Linked DNA regions of Homo sapiens: region 2 is linked to region 1. The links are chromatin loops, found by intact Hi-C in ENCODE. Cell type or tissue: mammary epithelial cell. All regions are shown on one strand.

Region 1 (8,000 bases):
TTAAGTGGAACCTACCTTTAAAATTTGGCCTGATTCTTGCATCATATCCTGATGTCCTTCCCATTAACTTGTCCAAGAAATCTGAAGGAGATAGGGTCTGTGAAGGTTGTTTTCCAGACCTGGAGTCATGGTCTTTGCAGAAAGCCGTCCTAAACACATCATTAACTCTTTTAGCAACAATTTCATTTGCATCCCTTGAGAGCTAACGCTCACTGCATTTTTAACTTTACATTTTGGTAAAGATATTTGATATGTTAGTATGAAGAAAACTAGAAAAATCCAAACTCTTTGGCCAACTTCTGAACTTGTACATGTTCTAAAGTTAACTTTAAATGATGAGAACTATAAATCCTGAGTCGCGTCACCCAGGTTTCCAAACTTTAACCATAAGATGTTTGAGAACAGACAATGTATTTAGTTTTAGGTTGTAGATTTTATGTATATATAGTTAAAACTATTCAGAGAAATGAGATGATATTTTTTTAAATTCATGTGATTGTCTTAAAATCATTTCTATCTGACTTAAAAAAATTGTTTCAGCATTTCGGCCCTAAATATAAGTCATCTACCTTTTATAAGAAATATATAATAAGATGGGCAGAACAAACTTATTATTTCATTGCTTATTTTTCCCATCTGCTAGTTCTAATCCAACTATCAACTATTAATATTTTTCAATGTGATATCTAAAAGAGAACCTTCATTTGGACATTTCATTTCTTTTTAAAATAGGTCAACAATGAGCATGTATATGACTTCTATTATTTTATCAGTTATTTATATGCTTATATATTAAATGCTTATATAAGCATTTAAATTGTTGACTCTCTAAAAAATATTGATGAAAACACACTTCTAAATCATTTTGACTTTTTATCACCAAAACACTGAAAGTTGGTGAAAAATTTCTCAGATTTTCATTTTCCTGTTAAAAGTAATAAAGAGCTTATTAAACATAGCATATTTGGTTTGTAGCAAAATTAATTATTTCACAATACATAGTGGTTAACTGAAATTTCTTCCCTAAAGTATGTATTTTATAAGCTTTGTTTTCAATAGTTTAACAAATAGTGTCTTATGAATTCTATCACTAAGAAAATACCACATTCTTGCCAGCTTTTCAAAGAAGGGGTATTCAAAATAAGTGCAAAGATGATATAAATATTTTGTAGGAGTTAAAAATTGATATGAGCATGCATAAATACTCACATTCTCATATGCAGATTCATCTGATTAATCAAGTATTATTTGATTATGATGGTGGTGGTGGTGAGGATGATGATGATGATGATGATTCTAATAAAAACCAGCCTATATTTTTTCTTAATCATAGTAGGAGGTGTAAACCTGAAAGGAACATAGTGGGTTTTCCCAGTATTCATAGCATTATTACTATGTGTTCCATTTATCTTGGTTCTGTGAAAAAATGCCATAAAATTTAATGAAAATTAAATTTAGAGTCCTATACTTTGTTGTAAGAGCATCTCCTGTCTCTGCTCAGTCTTCCACTCTCTGTTATTAGATGACTATTTCACTTACTGGTAATGATTTGATATTTTGAGGTATCAATTGATTTGGCAACTATTCGTAAACCATGTAGAAAATGCAAGCATGAAAATAGTAATTTCTCACTTTTTAAAATTATGCATGCTCCACTTCTCATATGTACATAAATACAATTATGTCATATTAACTAAATTTTGGTAGGCAATCCATTTCCAAACAGATTGAATAGTAGAATATAGTAGTAAAAAGAAATTTTTGATATTTCAAGAAAATTCCTGAATTGTAGTCCTCATAGTATGCTTCTAGTTTCTGAAATATAACAGAAGTCCCAAGTTGGCTGAGAATTAGGGATCTTTTATATTTTATCTAAAATGAGCATGCTCCTGCCAAATTAATACAATCATCTTATATGAAAAACACTGCACCCAATAATCTCTTTAAATTACTTTCAGAAAAATAATTACCCTTATATAGAAATGTAAAGAGCATGCAACTCATCAGACTACCTTAATATCACGTTGGCTGTGAAAATGTGTGTTGAATTGCATAGAGTGCGGCTATGCATCATAAAACTTGCTTTTGTGAAAAATTTACCACCCTCCCACAATTATTAGGCGTTTTAAATGAACAAAAGATATCTAACTTTCCTCTATAAAATTAAAATAATATAGTCCAGAGCACAGATAAATACACAATTACATGACACATTCTCTTTTAAACAATTTAAATATCAACATGCAAAGTCGTTTCACCTACCTGAAGTGGTTTGTCTCTAAGAAAAATGCAAACAAGGCTGTCAAAATGTTCACTAGCTGCCGGTTCATTCCTGTTTCTGTGTTGCTTGTGGAAAATATCCCGAAATGATTCCAGAAAGATGCTAGGACAAAGTGTCTGTTTATTGTCCAGATTCAAAATTTGGCAGGAACCTAGTTTCCTTGAAAATCAAAAAGAGATTTGGTTTTGTACAGTTTGCTGAGAAAAAAGAAAAAGTGCCAGTCCTGGGCATCATGGTCAGGTCAAACCGAGGCTTGGGACCATCAGTTAACCCAGAAAGACAAAGCCTCAGAACTGATGAATCCCCCAGCTGCTTTTCCTGAATAATAAAAATGCTGCTACCTTAATCGCATCACCATGCAAAGGGAGTTGGTGACAATGCCATGCTAGATAGCTGTGGCTTTTGTTTTATATCTTTTCTGTTTAGCAAAGCCCTTTTTCTAGAAAATGTTTTCTTTTAAAAAGAAGTTGTAAATGAGAGAGAAGAAAGGACTCTGCGCGCTGGAGTGGGTGGGGGGAAGAGGGAAAAATTGCTGAGATCCTGTGCTGGAATGAGGGCTATAGAATGAGACGGAGACGTGATCTTACCCAGCCTATAAATTTCAGCACTCGGACAGCTCCAAGCTCTGAAGTGCGCATGTTTCCTTTTTCAGTTGCTTGGGGCGGGGGTCGGGGAAAAGCATTCAAGAGGGGACGTGCCTGCTGTTCGAAGGCAAAGAGTGACTGGCCGTTCAGCGAGGGGATACTGAAGGGGGTACGATGACAGCAAGAGGAGAAGAGAGGTCGGGAGACGGAGAGGGTGAGGGAAGTGGGGTCTGAGCTCCTGGAAATGCTAGGCTGTCGGTGGGTGGGCGGGACGGGAATTTGAAGCAGAAAAGGGAAGGGAATAAGGTTTAATCGTGGGAAAACGAAATTGGGGGAAACAGAGAACAGGATTCAGAGTACTGAAATTATAATAAGGGTGTGGACAGTTCACTCTTTGTCAGTGCAAGCCGGAGGCAAAGAGGAGTCCTGTGCCGAAGAGAAGGGAACATTTCCTTGGCACAGAGAAGCCCGCGTGCAGAAGAAGGTTCATGAAGATCGATAATTTAATTTAGAAGTCCTTTATGCCTTCCTCGCCTTTTTAATGTTTTCATTTGATTTTAGCCGCCTAGTCCCAAAGGATCTCTCTACCTCTGTACTAGGGAAAGCCCCTTCCAACTGAGCTTTCTTCAGTGGCTCAAAATCCTTGGGCATCCGCAAGTCACAGATTTGTAGAAAAGGAAATGAGACAATGGGCCGGCAGGGGGCAGTAGCAATCTTTTCTTGCCATGGTTAAAGGTTAGAGCAGGGCTCCATGTTAGAAATGGAGCAAGGAAAAGTGCAACTGGGAGTTTAGTTCATCTGCCCATTCCAGATGTTAATCACTAGGAACAGTCATGTAATAAAGTGCATATGCTATTCTCCTAAATTGGCTAAAGGGACTGAAAATAGTGGAAGTTCATAAATCTGTACAAAAGTCTGACGAGTAACCCTGCTATTTCAAATCAAAATTACAAATATTATTATTAATAAAAAAGAGGAAGGGTAGATAGTCCAATGCGGATAATTAGCAGCTTCTGGGAAGGGGGAATGAAAAATGCATGTCCTACCATAAGCTAGGAGAGTAACCTACTTTTTGTGGAATATTCCTTGTTAGTCACCTATGTGCTTTACTGGAGGTCTTAATTTTAAAACAAAATAATATGATTAATTTTTACTCCGTAAATGACTAACTTTGGATCAGTTTAAATATCATAGTAGAGTAACAATGAATTCTATGTTTTTAAGAAGTAGATTCAGAGAAAAAAGATGGCAAGTTCTTTTTACCTTTTAATGTTAATATAAATCACCAGAGGATCTTATTGAAATGCAGATTATGATCCAGTAGGTCTGGGGTGGGGCCTGAGATTCTGCATTTCTAAGAAGTTCCTAGCTGAAGTTGATGCTGCTTGTCCACAGTTCACACTTTGAGTAGCAAGAGTCTATATGCCCTTTCATAAGATGTCTATCCCAGTAAGACAGTGAAAATACAGGAATCTCTTTTTAGATGAAATGCAGTAGTGCCCAAGCATTCTATTTACATACAAAATCAATTCTTCAAATATGTTTTCTTAACTTTCAAAGCCTAGAGAAAATGATTCAATTTAAAAGAAAAACAGTATGGTGTAGTGTGAGACATCCCTGGACTGCAGCTTCAAATCTGTTCACTTCCAAATTCATCCACATGGAAACTCTAGACCTGATTTTATCCCTGCTGTCCTGACCCAAAAAAATATATAAAATCAATTCCTGGAAATATTTCTTCAATTGGTTCTACATGGAAAAATAGCACAGATTTTTTTGTGTTCAAGATTCTTTCCAAAAGAAAATTAGGTATAAAGATAGAAGAAAATTATTTCTCTCAAATTTAAGGTTGTAACGATGCTTAAATAATATAGTCTTTGTAAATCATTTCTCTTTTTTTTTTTTTCCCGAGATGGAGTCTCACTCTGTCACCGGGCTGGAGTGCAGTGGCGTCATCTCAGCTCACTGCAACCTCCACCTCCCGGGTTCAAGCGATTCTCCTGTCTCAGCCTCCTGAGTAGCTGGGACTACAATCACATGCCACCATACCCAGCTAATTTTTGTATTTTTAATAGAGACAGGGTTTCACCATGTTGGCCAGAATGGTCTTGATCTCTTGACCTTGTGATTCGCCCACCTCAGCCTCCCATAGTGCTGGGATTACAGGCGTGAGCCACCGCGCCCAGCCGAATCATTTCTTTTAACAAGAGTTGTGTTATTAACCAGGAATAGGATGAGTAAGGAAATCTGTGACAAAGGAGACTCAGGCCAGCAGCATGAAATCACAGCATTATATTATTGTAGAGTTGTAAGGGACATTAGAGAGGATCTAGTTTAGCCTCCTCATTTGATTTCTCAGCTCTCCTAAATTTGGATTCCAGCCCTATCAATCCACAGAAACAGCTCTCACTAAGTCTGCCAGTGAATTTCTTGTAACTAAGTCCAAAAGACATTTTTCTGTTCTCATCTTACTTGACATTTCCATGGTACCTAATGTCATTGGCCTTTTCTTCCTCCTGGAAACACTTCCCTCTATTGACCCTGTGACACAGTGCACTCCTGGATTACCTCCTATTCTGTCTTCTTGGCAGGCATATCCTCCTCTACCTGGCCTATAAAAGTTGGATTTCCTAAAGGCTATATTCTAGGCTGTCTCCTCTTCTTGCAGTACACTCGCTTAGAAAATATTATGGTAATATAATTTCCATTATCATTTTATGTACATGACACAGAAATGTATATTTCTACCCAGACCTATACATCCAACTGCTTTCTAAACAATTCCTAATGTATGTCTCAAAAGCTGCTTAAACTCTTCATGTCAAAACCGAACTTCTGATAATTCCTCCAACTCCTACTCCTATTCTACTGTGTCTATTTCATTGTTACCAACCAAAGGCCAAGGCATCATCTCCATCATCCACTATATCTAGTTCTTCACCAAGCCCTATTGATTTTTTTCTCCTAAATCTTCTCACTTCCCTCCATCTCAACCTCCATGACCCCAGTTGAGATATCTTTATCTCTTGCCTGTACTGCTGCAGCCATCCTCTTACTAATCTACCTGAACCAACAGCTGGTCTTCTACTACCTCATCCTGTATGCTGAAACCAGAGTGATTTGTTCAGAATCAGAATCTGATTATGTCACAGCCCCTGGTTAATACTATGGTTCTCCATTGATATTTGTGTAGAACAAGGAAACTACTCAATGACCTAAAGGTTCCACATGGTTTGGCCCATGCCTACATTGTTCCTCATCTCATCCACTAATCATCTCATTTCTTCCCCTGTAGCCATATTGGTCTTTTTTCTTACTCCCTAATGCTTACCGTATTGTTCATGAAGTATATCATGTCCCCCATCTTTGTCTGGTTAACACCAGCCTATTTTTCAAATCTCTGGAAGGCCTTTCCTGACCTGCATTACTCTAACAATTCTATTACAGGCCTTCATAGTGCTCTCCAACTCTGACTCAAGGAGCTCGTCATCATTGTATGTATACATGTGTATGACTGTTTGCTTATGTAGCAAGCTTTGCAATGGACAGAGACAGTACATGCTTTGGTCCACCATTATATCCCCATACATTCAATGATAATGACAATCATCATAATGGTATTGATGATAACTAGTATATAATTTTAAATATATACCAGAAATTTGTGGCTTAAACAAAATAATATAAGTACATATGTATAGTCCACAAATAGTTCTTTCAAAAAACTACTTGTTAGGGAATTAACAAGTTAAGATCTGTGATTATTTGAAAGGAAACCAAGTTCAGTGGCGCAGCAGTCTAAAGCATAAAATTAAATTCAAAGTAAGAGATTATTAATTCAATATCCTTGATTCGAGTTCTACCTCTAACACTCATTGGTTATGTGACTGGACAAGTCATTTAATCCCTCTCAGTGTCATTCTCATAATATATAAAATTTATATAACATAAAGTGTTACATAATTACATAAACACATATGTTACATAAAATATTTCTATGTAGAATACTCTTGAAAATCACGTGAAATCAGACCTGAGGATGTGTTTTTAGAGTCTTAATCTCATTTACTTAATTTATTTAATCTCATCTACTTACTGTTAAAATTCATGTTTTAACTTTGTTCATTGGACAATTCCACTTTCAAGGACAGTAAGATTTAGGAGCTTTGAAAAGGTTTTATTTGCAATGCAATGGAAACTGAAGTCTAATTCTCCTATGCCTCTAACTTACCAAACTGTAACTGGTTGAGGTATGTGGAAACCTTATTCTGTACTCTTTTTACAAGAGAAATGAAAAGATTGTGACCCATCCTATGTCATAAGGACCAACACACAATATTTGGTCTATATCATGCTACATATTAAACTTTAAAAAATAGATATAAAAAATAAAAACACTTTTCTTAACATCAGTATCATTTACTGATACTGATAAACCTTAAGAACTCTAACATATACATAATGCTTTATAGTTTTCAAAATACCCACATTATATGGCAGAAAAATAATTGATATCTATATATTTTAATGAGGAATCTATAGTTTGTGTAAGTTTATCAATTTTCTCAGGTCTATATGATTAAGTGACAGTCATACTTTTTATATTTACTACCCATCAACAAAATTATTTCTCATTACGTGTGATTGCTGTTATTTTTTAAGTCACTGAAAGCCTACTATATGCCCACAACTACTTTAATAATTATGTTTTTGTGATTCCATTACATTAAACTTTGGTTACTATTATATTAAGATACACACACACACACACACACACACAAATATGTTGAATGGAATGCCCACATTAAGAGTCTCAGAGTCAATTTCCTCAAAGAAAGAGTCAAAAGATATCCAATATATCAATATCCTGTGTCAGGACTTTTACTGAACGGGTTTCCTACAGAAAAAACGTCCTCCTCAAGTACAGACATTCTTTCCTCCACTTGAAAATATGAAGAAGTTAAGAAAAGACTATTAATTTACAATAGACACCCACCAAATAGAGGTTTGAGGCAAATTAGAGAAGGCAAGAAGTTGTTTTTACCAAATCTTTCGTTGTTAGAGATGCTTTCCCAGAGAACAATAAAGACAATTTCACCTTGATAAAATGCACCTCCTGAATTTTATGAGAGATT
Region 2 (8,000 bases), 420 kb after region 1:
ATGTCATTCCTCGGCATCAGTACCCACCCCCCCCCACACCCCCACACCCCACCCCCGGCAAAACCGCCTCGCTTTGTGCTAATGTACAAGAAGCGACTTCCAGCCTTTTTGCCTAATGGCCAAGAGTTAGTGAGAATATCTTCAATCTCTCCCTCTCCCCAAAGACTACTTCTAACAAAAGGCATGAAAACCCCAATTAAAGTCTAGGACATTCATAGAGTGATATTTTTCTTAATCAATAGGGTATTATGTTATCCCAAAGGCCAGAATCCAGTCAAGTACTTTCTGTCTTTGTCCTTTATGAGCTCAGATGGCATTTCAGAAAAGAGATCTCCATCTTTATATCTCTCACCCATGGGATGGGCCCTCCTAGACAGGACTTCTCTGCGAAGAAGCAACCCTCCATTCCTTCCTTCTCAACCAGCCACTCTGTGAATGGGGCAGGCCTGCATGCTCTGAAGTAGTCTGGGTTCGTGGACATAAAGACTGCCCTGTAGACCCTACCCTTTCAATAGGGAAATACAAGGGCCTGGGTTCAAGATGGAAGCATGAGGCTCCACATTGGGCTTCTAATATGTATTCTCCATTCCAGAGAACTCCACATTGTACATTAACAGAATTTTGTCCTGCCATGAGTAATGATGACACAATTTGCCTTGTGGTACTTTGCTTGTGTTCTCCATCACCCAGAAACTTGCAAAGAAGAGTGACTGCAAACCTCACCTCAATCTCTGGCATCAAGAAAGGCACACCTAGTCTTGGGACATAACCTGTTACACGTTTCCCTTATAAACTGCCCTAGCTCTCTTTCTTATCCTTTGCAGAATTACAGAGCTATGATTAAAGATTCATCTGCAAATAAGTTATGACAGCTACATGTAGTCAAACTCAGTCTCTTTCCTAAAAATTGTTATGGGAAAGGGAGACTCATATGTGGTTACACAGTGAAGTCTGTAACTTACAAATAAAATTATATTGCCGTGTTATGATGCATTTCTTTATTGCACAATAGAATAAAATATGTAAAATCTGATATATTTGATATGCACAAACCAAAACTGTTTCTGCTTGGTCTTATTATGAAGATAAATGCCACAGAAATGGGTGTTTATATATTTCTATTATATACAATAAAATGTATAAGTATACTTATACAGAATATGTAAAAAGTATTTTGGTGAGTCATAGCCTAAAATACCTAATATAGCAAAATGAGCCAAAACTTTTATGTTTTTATGAATTACATGGAGCTCATCCTCAGATTAAATAATGATATAGCCATGAGGGTCATGGAGGCAACCAGTATATTTCAAATGAGTTCATTTTAAATCACCACTACATGCAAAAATCCTGAACTATGAATCTGTAAAGTGTTCATTCCAAGGGTAATGTTGCATGTGTATTTTTAGTCTCATGTGGTAAAGGAAAAATAAAACATACAAATGCATATTTTATGAAAGCTACTCCATTCACCTTATTAAGAAATTACAGGCTCTGTAGTACACGCTCCAAACCTGTGGGATTTGCTTTATTATGAGGTAAATTGCTATCTTATACAAGTTTCTAATAAGATTATATATGCCAGCTGATTCCTGGCCCTCCCCAAACGCACCAGTGATTGCAACAGTCCACATACATCTGCTGATTTATTTTGGGAGAAAGGTCAGTTTCCATTTGTGATAAACTACCTCATGTTAGTTAATATTATGCCATATCCAGTCAAATTTCTAAAAATACACCGGTGACTATTGATTGTATTTATCACATTATGTTGTGACTAAAGTCCACTCAATTTCTTTTTTCTTGAAAGGAAATTTTCTTTCTTGTGAGCTCAGAGGAAATTTTCAGAGGAAAGCTAGTAAGAAGCAGTATGTATGAAACAGGAGGTCTGCAGCCCCACCCTCTGGAATCTCTACCTGAAGCATAAATAATACCCATGTACCCATCAACACACCTGAAGTCCCCAGTGCGCCCTTCTCCAATTTCATTTGTCTCTCTCCTCTGCCCCCATAGAGTCACCACTCTACTGAAATTGGTAGTCAGCATTCCCATGCATTTCTTTATGTCTTTACCATATATGTATCTATAAGCAAAATGTTATTGCTTTGCATGTCTCTAAATGCTACATAAATAGTATCATAGTTTGTGTATTTTTCTACATCATGCAAACTCAGCCAAGACAATATTGCCCCCAAGGGGGTGAAAATTGGTTCTTGTTGGGGGGATCTTACTCTTCCAATGTATAAAGCACAGATATACATAGAGTACATAAACAGGTATGCAATATATCTTAGCTATTAAAATTTCATGGGGAGGATTAGGAAAAAGTCTAGAAAGGCTCTTTGGGAGGTGATAATGAAAAAAAGGTTGACACACATTATTCTACATTTTACTATTTTCTCTTAATTTTGTGTCTGTGAGGGGTGTCCATGTTGATATATGTAACTCCAGGTCATTCCTTTTCCACTATGCAGAGCATTCCAGTGCAAACATATACCAGGAATTATTTCTCCATTCTGCTGTGGATGGCACTGTCGGTTGGTTCTGTAACTGAGCATTCTCCAGCGTGTCTCCTTGTACACACATAAGTGAGTTCCCCTGGGATGTACATCCAGCAGTGGCATTTCTGGGCCCTGAGTAGCTGCACAATCAGCCTTACTAAATGTTGGTCAGACAGTCACAGAACCTGCCCAGACCCAAGGGAAGAGACACAAACCCCACCTCCTGAAACTAGTTTCAAAAAATTTGCAGGTATCTTTAATTTATTCCAGGGCTGGGGTGGGGTGGGGCACGGGGAAGACTTTCTCTCCACCTCCTCACTGTCCCACAGCACGGAATAAAAGAAAAATCACTCCTTCTCTCAACCCTATCTTCGCCCAGTCACCTATTTATGTAGACATTGTATATGTATGTTTGTATGCATGTCCTTAATAGTGGTTTCTGTGTATAGAGAAGAATATTCTGTGTGTGTGTGTGTGTCTGTTTTGAAAATCAACATTCGATTTATTAAAGTTACAAATTCAAAAATCTAATTATTTAAGTTTTTAAAGGCTTAAAATTGTGTTCTATGTATAAGGTACTAAAACTTAGGAATAACCTTTTAAAAGCCCTTGAAGAGTGTTGGTTCCATGTAAAACTTAAATGAATGCTTTTAAGCATTTTAAACTAAATTTATAAATTTATAGATTAAATTTCTTCCTCTTTTTGAAAACTACAATTGTCTGGTTTTGCAAACCTTTCAAGTACTTAAGTCATGCTTACAAATCTAATAAATTAAGCTTATAAACAGAATACTTAAGCACATTAAATATTCTAAATCAGCTTATAAACTTATTAAGATTTCAATTTAATATCACAAATCTAAATTAATTACTCAATGACATAGTTTAAAATTGGAATTAAAAGGCTGACCCAACACTCTAGAGAGATTAAATTTTTTTAAACATTAAAAATACTTTAAATTCTAAATATGTAATAATGCTTTAAGACAAAAATATGATAATATTACTATTCCGATTATCTGAAACACTTCTATCCTCAATCCTAAATTCTCCTGGAGTTAGAGGCTACTAATCCACTAAAGAAGTTTATGTCACTCCACACAATTTGGAGATTCACTTCCCATGTAATTTTTGGGATTGGCCAGGACATTACTGATTTTTTTACTGTGATGCTGATGGGACTAACCAGGCCATATTTATTCTAACAGCAACTTCAAAACTTTCAAATGGACTGGCACATCCTATTCTTCTGATATAAGTCAAATTTTCAAGCCAGATTAGATTTTGTCACCCCCACTGAGGTAATTTACCTCACTTGATTTAATTTTGCACATCTTTGGCTCATGAGATAAATGCATACACTTTCCCTCTAACTCAGAAAACCTTCGAACTTGATTCTGTTCATGTAATTCTCATCTCCTAGGACCATACTCCTTTGCAGAAATTGAAAACTCAGCTTGATGAACTCTAGATCTCTCATGAGGTTATCTGACCATTTGGTCACAGGCCCCAAGATCACTCTACAAAGGCAGAGCCAAGCTCCTCTGGGCCCATGTATGGGGCCTCCCAGATGGGGCAGAAGAATGACCCCAGTCCTTATGCAGTGGTAATGGTTTCTAGACACACACTGCAGCTCACTGCCCCCACCCTTCCTTCCTCAACAAAGGTATAGGGAAAAGACTATACTAATTGTCCAAAGTGTTTCAGAAGTGTACGGTTTTCCCTGAAATCTCCACGACCACTTTCTTTGAAAATCAGTTTTACAAAATGAGTTAACTTTTTTCTGGCTAAGCAACAAACAGAACACTGACATCTAGGGGGTGGGGGGAGTAATTTACTGAATTTATATCATGTACCCAGCTCTATGCTTTAGACACATCCTCTCAACTTTACATTTACACTAGCCCTATTAGGTAGATACTCTCCCACTTTTACAGAAGAATAAAACTGAAGCATGGAGAGGTATATCATGTGAAAATAGGTCCAGCAAATCTTATAATTGATGACTAAAATGAAACAGATTTTATCTAGGTAAGGCACATTTCATCAAACTGAACAATTTTTAAGGTTTTCAATGTTTTATCTTACCCTTTAAAGCAGGATTCGCCCATTCAGATGGGTGAATTTTATGGTATGCAAATTATACTCCAATAAACCTTTTTTTTTAATCAAGTAGTTAACTTCTGGTTTTTAGATGGCATAAGCACGTGCACTGGCCACTAACAATTCTTCTTACCTAGAATGAGCCACCTCTTGTCTTTTTATAAAGCTCTTCTTCAAATATATTTATGATCTGTTTCTCTCAGGATCATCAGAAAAAGCAACAGAAAACCTACTGATGAACTAGACAACTCTGCATGCAAAAGATGTGGCCTGGTAGTTCCTTGTTGATACTTTTTCTTAAATGTACTCCTTTGGCTAAACAGAGACAGCCAAAGCCGTATGGCGAGATAGAAACAGTTCTGAAGGATTCTTCATCAGCTCACTTATGGAAGGGAAAATTCATGCTTATGACTTGATGTCTATGACCTCAGCAGTAAATATCTGTCACCAAACCACATGGGCATATTTGATCTTTTTGAAGCAATTAAATACGAATCTTTGTTTTCATTTATAAATCCCAGTGCATGATAACTAAGAGTCACAGCGTGGAGCTACTTTCACTTTATTTTAACATCTGCTTGACTGAGTAACAAATGTAAAAAATATGTAGTTTAGCATAGGAGGTATTCCCTTTATCCTTATAGAACTCTAAAAGATACATAGAAAGGTTTTAGTCTCCTCAGGGTATAGCTCAATTGGTGGCAATTAATGAGCATAGAACATTCAGCTGCTTCCTTCAAGGGTATTACTAGCTGGATCAAGGAAAAGGAGTAGCTTTTTCTGACTTTTCCAAGTTAGAGTTGTATAAAAGCTCCTTGAAGAGTGAGTGTGTCTCATCAGTGGAAAATGCCAGAAAAGAAGCATCAGGCAACCTCAAGAATATTGTCAGTCTCGGGCCTCTCCTACAAACTCACCAGGGTAAGGTAAAGCTTCAAAAGAAAAGGAACAGAGAATCTCAAAAATCATTTCCCCTGGGCAGAAAGCAGTGGTTTTCTGTCGCATCAGATGCTGGTCACTTCCCAGTGAGCCCTTATCAGGCTGTTAAAACAAAATGAAAGAAAACAGTCTCATCTTTGTAATTAATGTGCTTGTTTCCTTACTTAATCTGCACTGCCCAGGCAGTTAATCTTTGCACGATATCCTTTTGTCTTCTCATGTAATTAAAATCTCCCTTCTATGTTTAAAGGCTCAGGGCGCCACATGCTGACTAGGAGAGCAAGCATCAAGGCTTGTGGAAGATGAAAAATGATAGAGGGCAGAAAAGAAGTGGGGAGAGAAAAAAGGAAATGAAGGGATGATGAGGCTGAGGAGGTGACAAGGGAGGGAAAGGAGAAAAGTTGGACTTTAATAAAAGATACAACATCAATATTCTCCCTGATGGACCATGTATTGGAAGCCAACCCAGAAGAGATTTTAAGAAAAGCGTTACCCCGGCCTATAGGTGACCACTGGGTGGGTGTGCCTACCACCGTGCAGAATCCAAATAGGTTTCTTTTCAAGCAAATATTCAAGTTTCACAACAGAAAGTTGAAGTTACCCCTGTCTCTGCTTATTTCAAAGCATCTGAATCCAACTACATTGATAACATGGAATCTCTGCATGCTGACTGCTTGCCAAAGAGGATAGCTACACTGCTATGGTTTGAATGTGTTCCCTCCAAAATCCAGGCGTTGCCAATGTGATGGTATTAAGAGGTGGGGTCTCTAAAGAGGTGATTATGCACTGAGGGCTCCTTCCTCATGAATGGAATTAAAGCCCTTATAAAAGAGGCAATGTTTGGTTGGCTTGCCCTTCTATGTGAGGATCATGAGAGGACACAGCATTTCTCCCTTCCAGAGGATACAGTGACAAGGCGCCATTTTGGAAGCAGAGAGCAGCCCTCACCAGACAAGTGAACCAGTCAGTGCCTTCATCTTGGACTTCCCAGCCTCCAGAACTGTGAGGAAATAAATATCAGTTCTTTGTAAATTACCCAGTCTCAGTTATTTTGTTATAGCAGTACAAATGGACTAACACAACCATTCACTTAGCAAAAGTGAAATTTTAAAAAATAGTATTTATAGATCATTGCCAGCATGCTCTGCTGTTTATTTTACTGCATGTACCCTAAATTTTGTTCTTGGAGAAACCAGATCAGACTTGTGCTCTGCATCCATTTTATTTTGGCTCTTCCTAGTCTTAGATATACAAAAACTGAACAGAGTTTTGGTATAAGCCATCAAGCAAAGTCAAAGGAGTTGATAAAAAGTGGCCCAGATTGCTTTAGTGGTGGCTCAAGTTGTGATTATGGACCCAACTCTCTTAGCGTGCTGGATGCTATAGCATGCATTTGTATACTAAAGTCATCCATAGTTTCATGTCATTTTTTTCTACCAATAATTCCTTTTACCATAATATTTCTATAAATCTTAGTGCTTACTTTCTTGAAACAAATGAGGTACATATGCATTGTAGAAAGTATAGAGAATACAGAAGAGAAAGAAGAAAAATTATCACCCTCCTTCTCTCTCCCTTCATTCCTCACCCCTCAATACCTCAGTTAACATTTTGGAGTCGGGGAGGAGCCAAGATGGCCGAATAGGAACAGCTCCAGTCTACAGCTCCCAGCGTGAGCGACGCAGAAGACGGGTGATTTCTGCATTTCCATCTGAGGTACCGGATTCATCTCACTAGGGAGTGCCAGACAGTGGGCGCAGGTCAGTGGGTGCGTGCACCGTGCGCGAGCCGAAGCAGGGTGAGGCATTGCCTCACTCGGGAAGCGCAAGGGGTCAGGGAGTTCCCTTTCCTAGTCAAAGAAAGGGGTGACGGACGGCACCTGGAAAATCGGGTCACTCCCACCTGAATACTGCGCTTTTCCGACGGGCTTAAAAAACAGCGCACCACGAGATTATATCCCGCACCTGGCTCGGAGGGTCCTACGCCCATGGAGACTCGCTGATTGCTAGCACAGCAGTCTGACATCAAACTGCAAGGCAGCAGCGAGGCTGGGGGAGGGGCGCCCGCCATTGCCCAGGCTTGCTTAGGTAAACAAAGCAGCTGGGAAGCTCGAACTGGGTGGAGCCCACCACAGCTAAAGGAGGCCTGCCTGCCTCTGTAGGCTCCACCTCTGGGGGCAGGGCACAGACAAACAAAAAGACAGCAGTAACCTCTGCAGACTTAAATGTCCCTGTCTGACAGCTTTGAAGAGAGCAGTGGTTCTCGCAGTATGCAGCTGGAGATCTGAGAACAGGCAGACTGCCTCCTCAAGTGGGTCCCTGACCCCTGATCCCTGAGCAGCCTAACTGGGAGGCACCCCCCAGCAGGGGCAGACTGACACCTCACACGGCAGGGTACTCCAACAGACCTGCAGCTGAGGGTCCTGTCTGTTAGAAGGAAAACTAACAAACAGAAAGGACA

The links. A loop is a pair of places that touch in the nucleus more often than their neighbours do. Peaks named below come from ENCODE experiments on the same cell type or tissue, not always from the same donor. Only the 100,000 strongest peaks of a DNase experiment are listed, where the experiment ranks them.
Region 2: it touches region 1 in a loop (7-fold over the local background); 2 of 110 quality-filtered maps call a loop at or near these places.

What each region holds. Positions count from the first base shown.
Region 1 is chrX:14,524,388-14,532,387 of GRCh38, reverse strand. GLRA2 (glycine receptor alpha 2) reads right to left here and starts at 2,852. Exons shown (of 9, transcript NM_002063.4): 1 at 2,263-2,852; 2 at 16-149. The coding sequence starts at 2,330. In mammary epithelial cell, a CTCF peak has its summit at 3,566 (motif pointing right); a DNase peak (open chromatin) is centred at 3,547; H3K4me3 peaks cover 416 bases.
Region 2 is chrX:14,109,135-14,117,134 of GRCh38, reverse strand. No RefSeq gene overlaps it. Among named protein-coding and RNA genes, the nearest start is that of GEMIN8, 83 kb to the right of the region's middle. In mammary epithelial cell, a CTCF peak has its summit at 4,302; no DNase peak of the experiment used is centred here; H3K27me3 peaks cover 188 bases.